Linked DNA regions of Mus musculus: region 2 is linked to region 1. The links are chromatin loops, found by intact Hi-C in ENCODE. Cell type or tissue: heart. All regions are shown on one strand. Region 1 holds the start of Tbl3 (transducin (beta)-like 3). Region 2 overlaps Tsc2 (TSC complex subunit 2).

Region 1 (5,000 bases):
ATGAGACAAATGCTTGCCCTTGCTGAGCGCCCAGGCAGCAGCAGGAACCCGGGGGTGAAAACCAAGCATCTCCGTGGGAGGATGTTTCACATTATGGAGAGGCTGAGATGCATGCCCCAGTGGCTCTCATGGGGTCATCAGACAGGTTGAAGAGATGGGCCTGACTCAAGGTGAAGGAAGCCCAACAGCCCAGGCTTCAGCACTGAGGTCTTTTGGGGGCTCTCTACTAGTTGTGGGAGGCCAGGAATAGTAACATACTCTCAAAGTCTTGACCAGTAGGCCCAGCATGCCACCCCACTCCTCCAGCCTCAGTGTCATTTGGTTTCTCCCGACTAACAGTGACTTCTGGGATCTGACTAAAGCTGCCCTCTTTTCCACTCCCTCTACTGCTTTGGTCCAAGCCGATGAAATTTTCTGGGAGGTAATGGCGGTGGCCATTGCAGTCTCCTCAGTGAGTTTCTTACCAGCGCTTTCATCTCTGTTGTCTAATGACTTCTAAAACAACTGAGGGGTGTCTCTGCAGTGCCTAAACTTCCCCTTCTTTCACACCTCACATGCTTTTGTGACATTACCCTGCCTGGCCCAGAAGGACTTTTGCCTGCCTTCCTTTCTTTCTTTTCTTTTCTTTTTTGTTTGTTTGCTTTTTGAGACAGGGTTTCTCTGTGTAGCCCTGGCTGTCCTGGAACTCACTTTGTAGACCATGCTGGCCTCGAACTCAGAAATCCGCCTGCCTCTGCCTCCCGAGTGCTGGGATTTAAGGCGTGAGCCACCATGCCCAGCTTTGCCTATCTTTCTTAATAGTCAACACCACAGCGTCACTGCTCCTGGCCCAGGCACTATAACAGGTCATTTGCTTCTGCCCTCTATTTGGGCTGGGCTGGGCTTTCCAAATTCAAATGCTCTGCCCTCCAACCTCCTAAGTCCAGTCCGTGGAAGTCTGCCCATCAAAATAAAAGCAGCGTCGGAGACTCTGCAACCAGTTAACCCATCAACAGAGATGCTGTCAGCACCGAGGCTTTTCTTTGCAAGAGCTCCCTTGCCATAATCCATTCCACTCAGTGACAGATGGAAATTAGTTATCTGAAAACTGCACACTATGAATAAAGGCAGAGCCTCTTCCTATCTTAGCACTAAACAGCAGCTGTTCACAGGGGAACTGACTGAGCTCAGGACTCAGAGCCCCCGCTATCACAATGAACACCCCTCCTAAACTCCTGGCTCCCTTTTCCGGTTCCTCCCCATTTCCCTTCGGGTCCGCGCCTCCTCCGAGGACTTACTTGGCTTTGAAGCGGCACAATCCCGCCGCAGTCTCGGCCATGTCCCAGGGCAGCGCCTCCAAGTTCAGCAGCCTTTCTCCCCGCGTGAACCGGCCAGTGTGCTACTCTGTACTTCAAGGCACGCGGTGATGACGTCAGGAGCCGCAACTCCTTGACGCCATCAACATGCGCGCCGGGAGACCGGCTGCTGCCACTGGGAGTGGGAGCCGAAGGCATATCCAGTGTGGATGCTGGCAGCTGGCAGTAGAACGTCTTATTTACTGTTTTCATTTGGGTCTGTTTTCCTTTCCTTTCCTTTTTCCTTTCCTTTCCTTAACTGTCCTGTCCTTTTTTTTTTTTTCTTTTGGTTTTGTTAGACAAGATGTCTTTTACAACAACGGATTGGTGTCTCGGCGGTGCTTAAAGCTTCCCCTATCGCCGGGCGTGGTGGCGCACGCCTTTAATCTCAGCACTGGGGAGATCGAGGCCAGCCTGGTCTACAAAGTGAGCTCCAGGACAGCCAGGGCTATACAGAGAAACCCTGTCTCGAAAAACAAAAACAAAACAAAACAAAACAAAACAAAAAAAGCTTCCCCTATCACATGCTTCTGTAGATCTTGTCCAGGACTTTCGCCTCTGTGCCCCGCCCCCAACCCGATGTGTGTTTGTGTGTGTGTAACTGTCTGTCTGTCTCGCTCTCCTTTCCTCCTTCCCTCCCTCTCCCCCCACTCCCTTTTGTGTTTTTCGAGATACAGATTCTCTGAAGCACTGGTTGTCCTAGAACTCGTTCTATTGAAGATCTGCTTACTTCTACTTCGCGACTGCTGGATTTAAAGGCGTGTCCTTCCGGCTTGTTTTCTTTTCATTAAAAATTAATTTGTAGCCGGGCGTGGTGGCACACGCCTTTAATCCCAGCACTCGGGAGGCAGAGGGAGGCGGATTTCTGAATTCGAGGCCAGCCTGGTCTACAAAGTGAGTTCCAGGACAGCCAGGGCTATACAGAGAAACCCTGTCTCGAAAAACCAAAAAAATAAAAATAATAAATAATAAATAAAAAATAATAATAATTTGCAGGGCTGGAGAGATAGCTCAGTGGTTAAGAGCATTGGCTGCTCTTCCCGAGGTCCTGAGTTCAATTCCCAGCAACCACATGGTGACTGACAGCTGTTTATAATGTGATCTAATGTCCCTTTCTGGCATGCAGATGTATATGTAGATAGAGCACTTTATAAATAAATTTTAAAATTAACTTGCAGGCTGGAGAGGGCTCAGTGGTGAAGAGTGCTGACTGCTTCTCCAGAGATCCTGAGTTCAATTTCCAGGAAACACATGGTAACTCACAAACATACATAATGAGATCTAGTGCCCTCTTCTGTCCTGCAGTCGTACATGCAGGCAGAACACTGGTTACATAAATAAATCTTAAAAAGAAAATTAATTTACACTCAGTAAGCTGAGGTAGGTGGATCTCTGAATTCAGGGTCGGCCTTGTCTATAGCATAAGTTTCAGCACAGCCAAGGCTACACAGAAAAACCCTGTTTCGGGAAAAAAAATGATTAAGGAAGAGTCTGATTATGTATTCAGTTAGTTTTAGGCTGGTCTGGAATTGTGTGATAATCTAGACTGGCTTCAGGCTCAAGCTCTTTCTGTTTCAGCCTCTCTGATACCCTCAAGTTATCATTTAGTGTGTGTGTGTGTGTGTGTGTGTGTGTGTGTGTGTGTGTGTGTGTGTGCGCGCACGCGCGCGCGCCACACATCTGCCCACTCCACATAGTATATGTATAGACAGAGGACCTGGAAATAACTTCTTTCTTCCACTGTGTAGATCCCAGGGATTAAACTCAGATTATCAGGCTTGGCAGCAGTTACTCAGTGAGACATCTCAGACATCTCTCTAGGCCAGTTTGTGTGTGTGTGTATGTGTGTGTGTGTTTCTGAAAACAAGCAACATGGTCTTTTTTTTTTTTTTTTTTGGTTTTTCGAGACAGGGTTTCTGTGTGTGGCCCTGGAACTCACTCTGTAGACCAGACTGGCCTCGAACTCAGAAATTCGCCTGCCTCTGCCTCCCAAATGCCCGGCGCGCAACATGGTCTTTATTGGCCTGGTTGACTTGAAACAATCTAGCCCAGGCTGGCTTTGAACTCACAGAGATTCCCCCTGCCTCTGAATCATGAGTGCTGGAATTAAAGGCATGTGCTATTACCACCCTCCTTCCAGGCCTTTTTATCTTAACATGGATTTTTAAAGTGCTTTTGGCCTAGGCATGGTTGGAGATACCTTTAATCCCAGTACTCAGGAGGCAGAGGCAAACAGATCTCTGAATTCAAGACTGGCTTGGTCTACTTAATGAATATCAAGTCACCCAAGACTCTGTAGTGAAAACCTGTCTCAAATAAACCATTTTCTTTTATTAAATGCTTCTGGAAATGTTTACATTTGCCCCTTAGCAGGTATGGTCAATATGTAACAGTCCTGAAAGATGTAACCATCTAGGGGTCTTGATTAGACTCATTTTCTCTGCCAATAAAAGAATTAAAAGGCAGGGGAAAGAAACTCAAGTGTAACAGGTGGCAGCAGAGAACTCTCAAAGATGGCAAGCAGGACAAACAGAGTGAGCAGGCGAAGAAAGTTGGTTTTTATGGGTAGGAAATCATACACATAGCAGGCATAAAGACCCTCCATGATGCAGAAGAGGCACTGAGACAAGGCCCAGCTTCTCCTTGAGAGCCTGGAGTTTTGAAAGTTTCTGGTGTCTTCCTCCTGCTAATTTAGTGCTGGTTACTTTGAGGAAAAACAGGATGGCTGATTGGCTCACCACTACCACTGTGGTGTAAACATATGCTGACCCACCTTTGAACTTGGTGAGCCAGTCCATTCTCAGGGCCCCTACTGGCAAGAGAGACAGTGCACAGGTGAAACCTGGAGGTAGTGGCACAGTTAGATATGAAGAAAAGGCCAGGCAGTGGTGGCTCACGCCTTTAATCCCAGCACTTGGGAAGCAGAGGCAGGTGGATTTCTGAGTTTGAGGCCATCCTGGTCTACAAAGTGAGTTCCAGGACAGCCAGGCTACACAGAGAAATCCTGTCTCAAAAACAAACAAACAAACAAAAAAACCAAACCCACCTCCCCCCCAAAAAAATGAAAAAGAAAAAAAAAAAAAGAAAGAAATGAAAAAATATTCAAAAGGAAAATTTAAAAAGTGAAGTTGAGCTGCGTGCGCAGTGGTGGTGTCTCCTTTTTTCCCCAGCACTCTGAAGGCTGAGGCAGGTGGATCTCTGAGTTCAAGGCCAGCCTGTTTTACAGAGTGAGTTCCAGGGCAGCCAGGGATACACAGAGAGATGCTGTCTTAGAAAAAAACCAAAAGGTTCACAAGGCCTTCATTTAAAACTGCCTGGGATTTGTCGTAGGTTAAGAGAAGGAGGAAGCCATCTTGGAAGTTCCCTGTCCTTTTCACGGCTATTCTTGGTTGTTAACTACCTCTGGATTAACTTTGGTTAATAACAAAAACACCCAAAAGTGGCCAGGTACACCTATTCAGGAGTGTGGGAATACCCACTTTTAAAGATTTATTATTTTTTATTTATATGAGTACACTGCAGCTGTCAGACACACCAGAAGAGGGCAGCAGATCCCATAACAGATGGTCGTGAGCCATCATGTGGTTGCTGGGATTTGAACTCAGGACCTCTGGAAGAGCAGTCAGTGCTTATAACCTCTGAGCCATCTCTCCAGCCCAATGCCCA
Region 2 (5,000 bases), 79 kb before region 1:
TGGTATCAGTTATCATAGTGTGCTTGTCCACAGTGTGCCTGTTCTGTGCCAACCACATGCCCAGCGCTGAGTGCATGGTGTAAAGCAAACAAAGTCTCTGCTTCCACTGAGATCTCAAGATGGCTTTAAACACACACACACACACACACACACACACACACAAAACACACACACACACAGGGCTGGAGAAACGGCTCAGTGGTTAAGAGCACCATCTGCTCTTCTAGGAGACTCAGGTTCAATTCCCACTACCCAAAGAGTGGCTCTCAACCATCTTTAACCAGGGTATCTGATACCTTCTGGCCTCCGCAGGCAGGGCATATAATGGTACACAGACATATATGCAAGAAAAATACTCAGGTACATGAATAAATTATTAAAATACAATAAAAAATGATGACAAAAAGGGGCTGGGCATGGTAGAACACACCTTTAGTCCCAGTCCTCAGGGGGCAGAGACAGGGGGATCTCTTTAAGTTGGAGGCCAGCCTGGTCTACAGAGTGAGTTCCAGGCCAGTCAGAGCTATATAGTGAGACCCTGCCTAGAAACCACAAAGGAAAAACATAAGGAAAAGGGAGCTGGCGAGACACTTGCAACTGAAGTGCTTGCTGCATAAATCTAAAACGTGAGTGTTGTCCTCAGATCACATGTAAAGGTGGGAAGGAGAAAACAGACTCCACAAAGCCGTCCCCTGACCTCCACACACATGCCATGGTGCACGTGGAAAAAAAAAACAATAACAAAGTAAAGTGTAAAAATAAAAATATGTGCTTATGGTGGTTGGTGGTGGCACACACCTTAATCCCAGCATTCAGGAGGTAAAGGCAGGCAGATCTCTGTGAGTTCAGGGCCAGCCTGGTCTATAGACTGAGTTCCAGGATAGCCACAGATACAAAGAAAAACCCTGTCTCCAAATAAATAAATAAATAAATATATAAATAAAGTGCACTTGTCCACTGGCAATCTCATTTATCTGGTAGCTTCACTAACGTTATTAATCCTAAAGAGCTAAGCTTGAGACCCAAGACCGTGGAACTGATATCAAAGAGCCACTAAAGTTCTTTCTTTCTTCTGGGGCAGGGAGTGGAACCCAGGGTCTCTTACATGCTAGCAGCAACTCTACTGCTCAGCCTCACTTCAGCCCTTAGTTACATTGTTACTTACTGAACCATTGATGCAATGTATTCGTCAAGGTAACAGCTGTTGAACTTGACCAGGTTGACAAGTACCAGAAGGAATTCTGAGGACAAGCCAACATCCATCCACTGCAGGACAAACTCTGCTGTAGGAGAAAAGATGAGGCTATATCCTCCTCCTCCTCCAGGAAGATCGGTCTGCATCCTATCACTGCAACATACTGGACCCAAGGAGGCTCAGCAGGAATCTGAGCAAGCCCTGCACAGACACTTGCTCTGCCTGGGTGTTGGAACTGAGCAGATAAAAGAGGCATACGTTCCATTCAAGGACTGGCTCCATTACAGGGCACACAAACATTAAAATTCTTGCTCAGGAAGCAGGTTCTTAGGAGATCCCCAACCCCATAAAAAATCTCTAGAAGATATAAAGAATACATAGATACAGGCAAGGCTGCAGGCCATACAGCCTCAGAGAATCTGATGGCAAACTGTAACAGCACCTGTCCCAGAGGCAGATCAGCAGTCGAGGACCATTGCTGGGCATCAGAATAGCAGAGCCCCAAGCTGACTTACTCCCCAGTCTTTCTTTTTTTCTCACCAAAGGGAAAGGAAGTCTTAAACGTACTAAAACCTCTTACTGTCACATGACAGGAGGCAAGCAGAAACCAGGCTGGGATGTCAAGCCACACTGACAAAGAGTAACAACACAGGTCCACTGGTGACAGGGAAGAAGACGGACCCAGGCACGCAGATTCGGCACCCTCTCCAAAGATAAACGCACCACTCATTTCAAAGGCACCTTCTGGGCCCTGCCAGCCAAAGACTTCAAGCAGCAGGTCTGCAGTGAATCCCAGAAGGGCACTGATAAGCTCCCAAGGCAAATGGTAAATGGCCCTGTGCCCCCTGCAGGCCACCCCGTGAACTGCAGCACCTTTTCTCATCTCAGGCATCTCTCATCCTCTCTCTGTGTGACACCTACCCAGTTCTTCTTCCAAATAGGTAATGTGCCTCCCATTGTCTGTGAGGGCCTTAAAAACTTCTAGCCTTTCATGGAGGTCTTCATTGGAGGGGTAGTCCTTGATCACTTTGAAGAAGAGGGCTCTGAGAACTCCCAAACGATCACCCTAAAGACAAAAACAATAGAGCCTTTCCAGCATTTCCCATGCAGCTTTCGAAAAGCCAAGAAGTACATAAGGACCCAAGACTCCAGACATGCCTGTTCTAGAAGTACCTTATGGAAGGCAGGTTAGCAATATCACAGGTTCAGACAGTGGCCAGAGGCACCAGCCAATAGCTGAATGTCATGTATATACCACCTAATGCATTAAGCTTGGACATGGTTAGGGACAGGCACACAGTGTGACAGTAAAGCTCTTGCTCTGGCCCAACTCAAGAGTCAGGCTAGACTAGTGTGCCCACATATTGGGAGGACAAAGATCTAGCCCCAGAAGAGGTGCCACAGCCCTTAGGAGAGATACCACAGCTCTTGGAGAGGCTAGACTATCAAGGAAGAGAATGGCCTAGAGGAAGACCCTTCCGGGAATGCACAGAGGACCATGAGGGTTAAAGGGCCAGTTGAGACCTAAATGGCTAGAGAAGGGCAGGGAGTGGCCACAACTGGTCAGTAACAGCGAACTAACAACCACCATAACCTAATATCCTGCACAAACTACTTGTACCACCCCCAGTAGCTATAGCTGTCATTCTCTACTCCCACATAAGACGGAGGCTCAGGAGCTACAGTGACTGGGCACGGTCGATCACCAGACACGTGACACCAGAATGTTCTCACACTCAGTCAGGCCTGTTAATCGCTGGACCCTGCCCTGGCACACCAGCAAAGGCAGGAGCTCAAACGGTGACGGTCTGCCTTCATCCCACAGGCTCACACAGCTCCACCCCTTACCTGTCCCTGTACAATGGCCTTCAATAAGGTGAGAACTGCATGCCGGGCCTCTGGTGGCCGCTCTGGCTGTAGCAAGTCTGAGACAGCCTTCCAAAGTGCCTCCACTGCATGCTGCCATGACAAAAAGGGGACAGTGAGAAGGGTGTAGCCTCCAGGGACCTTAGCCCCGCAAAGGACAACACAGAGCACGGAATAGGGCCTTCTGACTTAAAACCGTGACATTTTTGCCGCCACATCTGACACCCAGCCAAGTCTGTTTAATGGGCCCTGGATCTCGGCGTGGAAAAGACCAGGGAGGACAGGGAAGCCGCCTGCCAGGGAGTCCCTGGTAGCTCTCGCTGCACTCAGAGGCACCATGGTGCTTAGAACAAGCAGCACAGATGGAACCCTAAACAGGCATCTGCCCCAGACACCCACTCCAAGGTGTTCCTGTGTGAGTGAGCCCCGACTAAATGTTCCAGATCTGCTCGCTCGGAAGCCAGGTGGCAGCGACAGCGCACGCCTCTAATCCCAGCACTGGAAACACAGGCACGGGATTCTGAATCTAAGGCCAGCCTGGTCTACATGGTAAGTCCCTGTCTCAACCACCACCACGACAAAGAGGATAAGCAGACGTACATAGCCATAAGCTTTTCCAGGAATTCAGGGAAAGCTCATTTCTTTTGCTACCACCAAGGTAAGTCTCTCAGGTTGCACTTAGGGCATTTCTAGAAGCTTCCACATCATTAAGATGAAAGCTAAATTTCTCTAAAATGGTAAAAACTGCCTCATCACAAAGCTAGCTTTCTGGGCTATGCCTATAGTCCTGATCTACACTGAAGAGGCTGAGGAAGGAAGACCACATCAAGTTCACAGCGTATCAGCCTGAACCACACAGTCAATACCAGGCCAGTCAGGGCTACACAGCACATCTCAAAAACAAGAAAAGACAGCTCAAGGCAGCAGCCGCAGACTGGAGATTCTCTAGAGCCTGCAGTGGGCATGACTCTCTACAGCCTGCAGTGGGCATGCACTACTCCAGCAGTGCAGCTGAGGCAAACCCACCTCCTCAAGCTTCTTAGTTTTTGCCACATCACAGATCTGCCCTATCATTCGGATGCGATTGTTGAGGCCGCATTCACCACTCAGTTCCTAGAGAAGAGAAAAGAGGAAAAGGGCTGAGCTTTTAAAAAGAGGTCTTCTTACCCACTGGCCATAAACCACCTAACGTTGTTCTGCATTTCCCCTGTAAACCAATGGGGTTTCTTTCCTCTCTCTGTTTTTTTTTCTCTCTCTCTCTCCCTCCCTCGCTCCATCCCTTCCTCTGTCTCTCCAGCGTTTCTCTGTGTATCTCTGGCTGTACTGAACTTCCCCAGTGCTGGGCAGGATTAGCAGCATACACCAACCACCACCATCACCCAGCATTTTGTTTTGTTGTGTTTGGTTTGGTTTTTTAAGGCTGGATCTCGAGGCTGGTGAGATAGCTCAGTGGTTAAGAGCACTGACTGCTCTTCCAGAGGTCCTGAGTTCAATTCCCAGTAACCACATGGTGGCTCACAACCATCTGTGATGGGATCTGATGCCCTCTTCTGGTGTGTCATCTACAGTGTGTGTGTGTGTGTGTGTGTGTGTGTGTGTGTGTGTGTGTGTGTGTGTGTATGTTAAATAAATAAATCTTTTTTTAAAAGTTCCTAAAAAGAAAGGGTGGATCTCCAATTTAAAAAAGGAAACGAACATCTTTGAGGAGAGGAGGACCCAGTCTCACTACTGTAGCTCAGGTGGGTTACAATTATGTTGCCTCCAACTTCATAATCCTATCTCCTCTGCCTCTCACGTGCTGAGAGAGTACAGGGCATCTATCTACCATAACACTAAACAAAATAAGTTTTCATACAACACCTAACTTCTAAGGCAAGTGTGCTAAAGCAGGACACCAAGATCCTGAGGACAGGCATATATCTGTCTCCACAGTACTGGG

What was found. Peaks named below come from ENCODE experiments on the same cell type or tissue, not always from the same donor. Only the 100,000 strongest peaks of a DNase experiment are listed, where the experiment ranks them.
Region 2: it touches region 1 in a loop (2.0-fold over the local background); 1 of 42 quality-filtered maps calls a loop at or near these places.

Annotation. Positions count from the first base shown.
Region 1 is chr17:24,706,247-24,711,246 of GRCm38, forward strand. It overlaps Tbl3 (transducin (beta)-like 3), which reads right to left and starts at 1,407. Exons shown (of 22, transcript NM_145396.4): 1 at 1,278-1,407. The coding sequence starts at 1,318. In heart, CTCF peaks have their summits at 2,638 (motif pointing left) and 4,872 (motif pointing right); a DNase peak (open chromatin) is centred at 1,415; H3K4me3 peaks cover 2,118 bases; H3K27ac peaks cover 1,396 bases.
Region 2 is chr17:24,626,826-24,631,825 of GRCm38, forward strand. It overlaps Tsc2 (TSC complex subunit 2), which reads right to left. Exons shown (of 42, transcript NM_001286713.1): 3 at 4,088-4,174; 4 at 3,044-3,154; 5 at 2,117-2,261; 6 at 1,166-1,283. Among named protein-coding and RNA genes, the nearest start is that of Tsc2, 3.3 kb to the right of the region's middle. In heart, a CTCF peak has its summit at 2,047 (motif pointing left); DNase peaks (open chromatin) are centred at 1,986 and 3,027; H3K4me3 peaks cover 154 bases.